2 separate regions of the Homo sapiens genome follow, and region 2 is linked to region 1. The links are chromatin contacts, found by Hi-C or POLR2A ChIA-PET in ENCODE. All regions are on one chromosome and are shown on one strand. Each heading gives the region's core, a stretch centred on a gene start or an enhancer-like site at or near the end of the contact. The rest is flanking DNA. Distances are from core to core; before and after follow the strand shown. Region 1 has its middle 55 kb from the start of DSC3. Region 2 has its middle 42 kb from the start of DSG1.

Evidence for each region. Hi-C counts contacts between places; a loop is a spot of excess contacts on that map. ChIA-PET counts read pairs that join two places held with the same protein, here RNA polymerase II (POLR2A). Pooled maps may share reads with other maps.
Region 2: a loop to region 1 is called in a map of Right ventricle myocardium inferior, with 2.8 times the contacts of the local background. The contact joins two enhancer-like sites. A Hi-C loop is called at or near these places in 2 of 168 maps with a recorded cell type or tissue (HCT116 and Right ventricle myocardium inferior), 2 of 37 single-sample maps with no recorded cell type and 6 of 50 pooled maps. POLR2A ChIA-PET finds 5 or more read pairs at or near these places in 1 of 52 experiments (H1).

The regions. Positions count from the first base shown.
Region 1 is chr18:30,985,603-30,989,234 of GRCh38, reverse strand. No RefSeq gene overlaps it. Among named protein-coding and RNA genes, the nearest start is that of DSC3, 55 kb to the left of the region's middle. RefSeq lists a silencer at 3,181-3,377. Within about 2 kb of position 1,259, at least 2 of the 41 ENCODE cell types and tissues checked have a DNase peak (open chromatin) inside an H3K27ac peak, as active enhancers do.
Region 2 is chr18:31,274,045-31,277,542 of GRCh38, reverse strand. No RefSeq gene overlaps it. Among named protein-coding and RNA genes, the nearest start is that of DSG1, 42 kb to the left of the region's middle. Within about 2 kb of position 1,627, at least 12 of the 41 ENCODE cell types and tissues checked have a DNase peak (open chromatin) inside an H3K27ac peak, as active enhancers do.

The DNA.
Region 1 (3,632 bases), core at 10-2,509:
GTCTTCTATCAAATTCAAAATGAGTATTTTTAAAAGGAACATCAAATGAGATAAAGCAAAAATAGATCTGATAATAAGTATAACAGTATGTACAAATACTTGTTATCTGTGGAAGCATCATATCTTCTTGGCAAAAATTTACAGCTATAAAAATTGGCTAGCATAAATGGTCACAAAGAAAACTGACAATGCAAATACTATAAATGGTTTAATTTTATATAAGGGGCCAATTAATCAAATGATTCAATTTTTATTGTAAAATATAAGCAGAAAGTAATTCCTATTAAAATAATTTTAATGAAATAATTTTAAAAATTAGTTTAACTTTGCTTTGGAAAAATTAAAATTGTTTAATTTTATTTAAGCTGGAAAATACCTTCTGGATAAAAATTTATAAATCCAAGCATAATTCTACTATACTCAAAAGGGTAAAACCTTCTAAAAATTTGAAACGAGTTGAAAATCTGTTGTTGTTCAGATCTGAACTGTCTAAATGGATCCATGTTTCTGTCAAACTGCTCTATGCGTTAGTCAGCATGCTGTCTAAAATAGAATCCATTCTGGAGGGTAATGTCTGCTGAAAATAACATGCTACATTCCTGTGCCAGAACACGTTCTGCGTAACACCACTGAACATCTTTAGGGAGTCCTTGCCTAGACTTTTTATATTCATGATTGAGAGTGGCTTGCACTAAAATACTAGCCTCTGCTCTAAAATAAATTCACCAAAAAAGTAGCAGCATCAAATCTACTTAAAAATGATCACATTTGCCTCTATATAAGATGTTCTTTCTCCCAGACTGTGCTTTGTTGAGTTTCAAGAGACCCTCCCCAGGAGCTTCTGTCCCTGTCTGTTGGCTGCGCAACATTTTACCTTCCAGAGAACAGACAGACCACAGGATTTAGTATGGGCACCTGGGAAGATGGGGAAGAAATTAGTTTTTCTCCCCAAAAGCATGAGATTGTAATACACACAAACATTCTGTAACACTTTTTTTTCTTTTCTGGTGTTTGATTTGTTCTTATTGCCCAGCTCCCATCCCATTTAAGCAACTTTGCCTCTCAGTGCTTCTTAGCTACTATGTAAGTAAACCATAAAATTAACATGGAAACTCCTGGTCTGAAACTCCCAGGTGACCATGACTGGAGTAAGAGCTGCCTCAGTGACCACCTGTGCAAGTTTATGACCAAACACCAGATGGTCATACCCAGAACTCTTACTACCCCACAGGAGTAGGCAAAATTTACACTCAGCCTCAGAAACATTGGGGTGAAAAAATCCCAAAAGACTGAGATTTATCTCTACTACTTTGGTTCAGTTAGGACTCTAAATAGAAACTGACCAACAGAAAAATAAGAGAAGTTAATTTCTGGAACATAGGAGAAGTGAACTGAGATTCTTAGCCACTAGTCAAACAAAAAAAACAACTGGAAATTAATGAAAGAGAGGCAAGAAACATTTCCTTTTGAGATAAACTGGTTTGCACTTTTCGTTTTTTTTTTTTGGAGGGGGTGGGTTACGTAAGTTCCACGTGAGTCCTCCAGGTGTTCTGCCTTTGCCTCTGGGCACCAGTGTGCATGGCTCCTTTTCAAGTATCTACAAGAAAGTGGGGGACACACCCTTCAGTGACTCAGACCTCTCCCACGCCCATGAACAAACAGGAATAGACACTTGGGGCTGGACAGACTCATTGACAGTGCCAGGACTGTTACTAAAGACAACTTCAAAGAGAAAAGGATCTTCAGAAACCAATTTGAAGAAAGCTACAGCTGCTACTTAGCCGTTCAAGAATATTTCTCTGCCTCCCATGCACAATGCAACCATAGTGGGAGGAATATACGCACTATGAACACTATAAACCAGTGTTTTTTATTGGCTCAAACTAATAGATGCAATATGATTCCACAAGGGGTCTGAGTATTTTGCTACTGAATTCTCACATAATTTATATTGATTTTATTGTTTTATTTTCCGAATACCTTAAGGTAAATGTGCATTGTGCAATACAAATGTGTAATTTATTTTATTAAAAGATAGATTTTAGTTTTAACCTTAATAGATTAACTCCCTGTACATATGTAATCTGATTCTGCGTAAATTGCACTACCAGTTATAGAATTGTGCTGTGACATTAAAATTATGGCTCATAGACTTTTCAAGTTTCTATGACATAATGTGATGTGTCCAAGCTAAAGAAGAATTTCACAGAAATTTCTAATACATTGAGATCTCTGTTTTTTTCTTAATATGAATCATCCCAGACACGTTAAAGCAGATATATATTATTATATAAGTTTATTTGGGGAAATATAAAAAAAGGTCTTAAGCATATAAGGCATAGAAAGAGAAAACAAAAGTAGAGAAGAAAGAAGTGACATGAGTTTTCTCAGAATCATATTGGTTTAGTCACATTTTTTTCTGTTGTTCTACCTTAATGAAGTGGGATATCTGTGATCCACAAAGCGATGTCTCAGAGTAGTGTAACATGAATACCTTTCTCAGTCTAAACCTTGAAATGTACTCTTCAAAAGAAAGCCACTCACCTCAGCCTCTTGATCCAGAAAGATCATATATCATTTAGAAGGAATTCAATTTTATTTATGTATTAACTTAGACTACAAATCATATAATCAATCACAAATTCAGATGTAGAAAATATGCCTTTATTTTTTCATAACTTTTGTCTTTATCTTGACATCCTTCCCATTAAGGCAGGTGGCAAGAGTGAAACAAAAACACAATTTAATTAGGTTAAAATTAGGGTTCTCCTCATTCTTCTATCCATAGATTGTGTCTGAATTTCAAGGATTATATGCCCCTTCAATTAATTGGAAATCAAAGTGAAGGATTTCTGCTCTTACGATCTTCAGAAGAGGACTTCTCAAAAAATTTTTAAAAATACTATTTTATACTAGTACTTCAAAAAGTTGTAATTTTTGAATCTAACCAATCTTTCTCAACAGATTTTCTTGGTAATCCAATTAAACAAATTATGTCAGCTATCTGTCATAATTTCCTATCTCCAATCTATACATCAACATGCATACCAAACTAACAACAGAATCAGATTATTGTCTTGATAGACGAGGACAAGGCAACAAAAGAACAATGATCCAAAGATAAGGACAACACATAAACACACATGCACACACACGCGCACACACACGCACACATACGCACACACACAGAGACATGCATACATGCACACCCACGCACACACAGACATACACACACACAGACACACACACAGACACAAATGAGCACACAGATGCGCACACACACGCACACACCCACACACATGCACTTGCACACACAGACTCACACATGCACACACACACGCACACACACACAGACATGCACAGGCCCACATGCGCACACACACAGGCACACACACACGCAGACACATGCACACATGCACATATGCAAGCAGGCACACGCACACATGCAGACACATGCACACACACAGACAAAATATAAGCTTCAAGTTTGAATGCAAGTTATGTTCTAAACAGGTATAATAATTGTTTGGCTTACCATGAGAAAAATGTTTAACTTTCCAAGTGACCTGGGCAAGCTACTTAGTTTCTCTGTGTTTCAGTTTGTTCTCTAAAACAGGGCTCTTCATTTGATT
Region 2 (3,498 bases), core at 378-2,877, 290 kb before region 1:
AGATCTCATGAGAACTCACTATCTCGATGGCAGCACCAAAAGGGGATGGTGTTAAACCATGAGAAACCAGCCCCGTGATCCAGTTACCTCCCACCAGGCCCCACCTTCAACATTGAGGATTACAACTGAACATGAGATTCGGCAAGGGCAAACATCCAAGCCATATCAGAGGCCATCTCATGGACACATTCGATGTCCTAGAGATTAAGGCAAATAGGCATGCACTAAATCACCTACGCAGGCAGCTCAGCTCCCTCACGCAGGGCACTTGCCCATCACTCCCCTGCCTCAGGAGAGAATGCCTCCTCCTCCTCATTCTCTGCCCATCTTCTTCCTCTCAAGCTGCCTGCTTCACAGACCTTGTGGGTATGTGTCTTACAATCAGAAGAGACACATCTAAAATACTGTGATCACTTTCCTCATTCTGACTTGAAGTGCAGTTGATTGTTTATACATATATCCCTCATGTACTCACCCTGCTCTTTTATACACACGTGCACGCATGCACACGTTAGCTTCCAGGAGAAAGGGGTTAGAACCTTCTCATCTTTCACAGAGCCCTTCACAGTGTAACTTAAGTTTTCCAAGAAGGAGGAAATTAATACTAGAGACTAAATAGGTGGAATGTGCTTAGTAAATGCTTGTGGATTGTTTCCCGAATAGTGAAAAGCAATATAAAAAATAAATACAGCAATATAAAAAATAAATATAAAAACATAAAAAACAAATACAGAGCAACGTGGGAGCACAGTTTACTAAGTATTGCGAAGTGCAGTCAGGTAGCATCATTTATATAGATTGGATTGGAGGTGTTAGAACAGAATGTTTATGTTTCTCTTTTTAATCAAGAAAGTACAAAAAAGGGATATGAAATAAGAGAAGAATAAAGAATGTGGATAAGGAAAATCAAAAGGTCTGCTCTGTTGTTTTTGAAATGTTCCCTGAGATTCATTCACAAACAGGGCGTGGTTTATGAGACTTGGCAATATTTAAATTTGTGCTGTGAAAAATAAAGCAGAAACTTACCTAGTTTGATTTGGCTTTTGGTGTCCCCTAAAGGAGTTAAAGAGACCTAGTTTTCTTAACTGGAGAACATTATAAAATGGGGAGAATTTTTAGAAAATAAGAGACAGATAAGTTTTTATTTTTCCAAATGAGAGGTTACTTGGTAAATACCACCAGAACATTTATGTTGCAGGATCAGACACCTCCTCCACACTCTGAAAGCATACACATGACATACTTATTTGATGTTTATATATTTTATCTTAGGTCAGCATTAACATACCATGAAAGGAAGTCAGTCATTCACTTTCTGGGTCAAAAGTAAATTCTTATGATTCTTATGACCTTGTGGAAGACAAAGATGTTTTCAAATTTCTGTTTGTGTTCTTACATCTACACATATTTTTTATCTCATTGAGCTCTTATCAGTGGCATTTATTTAAAACCCTACGACTAAAATCCTTCTCCCATAAGCCTTATGGCAAAAGACCACCGAGCCTGTCATCACTACCATTTTCAAAAAGTGTTTATGAACCCTCAAGCTAAGTGCTTTGCCAGCCACCACTGCAGAAACCGCTCCTGAGAGGAGTGGATTGTCTGATTCATCACCTTGGAAAGTGGTGGTGATACTTCCTGGATGTAGATTTGGAGAGGAACCAGAGGCTCTAAAACCTCACTAGCACTTCCTCATTTCTCTATGAAAGCCTCTCCATTTTTCTCTAGAATATCAATTCAGCTCATGGGCATATTTCTCTTTTTTTTTTTTTTTTTATAAGCACCCAATCTGCATTATTCTTCAAAAATTAAGAGATCCCTGATATGGGAAGCTTGGACCAGGCTTCTCTGGTGGGCTCAGACACAGTCCCCAGATCCAACCATGTAATAACTAATTCTGGACTTTCATATGCAGAAGGGCAAGAAACTATGTAAAAAGTTCTGTGCCATAATAGTGTCAGCACCTTTTAGTTTTTATACTGGAGCACCAATGTTTGCCTTCTGAAAAGAAAGAGCTAACTCAGGAATGCGCTTTTAAAATTTAAAAGATGACACTATCAGAAATTATGTTATTTTGGAAGGGTAGAGGTGAAAAACAAAAAGAAAACGATTGAGAAAATAATTACAATTTGCTTTTTAAGAAAACTTTCATACAGGAAAAAACAACATGTCATTTAGGATTTTAAAAACTTGGTGCTAAAGATTGCAAATTTCAGAATGTTATTGCTAGGAAAAAAAGCAACAATAGGAATTGGTATTCTTCTATGTGGAAACTGCTTTGTTGACAATCTACAAACAGATCTCCTTTTAAAAAACACACACACACGCACCAAGCTAAAACTGCTTATTCAGTGACGCTTTCACCAAAGGAATCATTCCTTGACTCTGTTTTTAGTTGGGTGTGGTGAGACAATGTTCTCCCTTGGCTGGAGGCTTGGAGAGGGGCCAAAGCAAACACCCATGTGAACACAAAACAATTAGGAAAGATTCATTCTGAATTAGTTAATTCCCATGAATAGGCTGGGATTTATTAATCTGTCCTGATTGAAATTGCTTAAAATATGAACTTGGGAGTTTGTAAGCAAGCAGGCAGGAGAGAAGGCTAAATTAGGGACAGCTAAATGTCTGAGAACATAAGGAGAGCAATAAGAAACATAATTGGCTAATATCTTTATTACTTTTCCCATTTTAAAAGAATAAGAGAAATATTAATTAGTGTTGTGTCTATCTCACAAACTTGGCTCTGTGAAAGCACAGATAGATATAGTTCTAAAACATTAGGTCTATTCAGTATTATTAGATCTATTCAAAGAATTGATAATTCTTTTTTTCTAAGTAAAAAGACTTGTTTCAGTTTTCAATTTAGACTGTGCAAAGTCAAATAAATAATCACGAAGCATTTTCTTTGAAAAATTAAAAATAACTTATTTGAAGACATAACTTTTCTTTCCAACTTTTAAAGAGTTAAAGATTTCTGTAGAAACATTATACTACGTAACACCTTTCTTTTATAGAATACTTACGTAAAAGCTGGGACCAACATAAATTGTTCTAAAGAAATAATTGTCTGAAATGTGCACGGGCCATTTGTTTTCAAACTTGTGAGCCAGAGGTCAAATCGTACCTATCAACTTGTTGGTACAACTGCAAACAGCTTTGGAGCAGGAAAGGGCACAATCCAAGCATTGTTATTTACTTCACAAGTGCAATTAGGTACAAGTGTTTGCAGCCATACTTAAAGTAGTATTCCACCTAATAACAGCAGGGGTCAATGCTGAAAAGTCTATGTGATTATAGTATAATCCTGAGAGTTATTTTTCTTGCAATACTATTAACTTGCTTTGATGATGAAAACTGTGTGTATGCAGATATTAAAAACAAAACCTCATGGAATTTTGCCTTCTGGAAGAAATTTTACTGGCTCAAAATTTTTTCAAAATTTTATATCTGTGAACTTTGTACAAAGAAGTGTCATAGTTAGACATCCAGAATGACTTT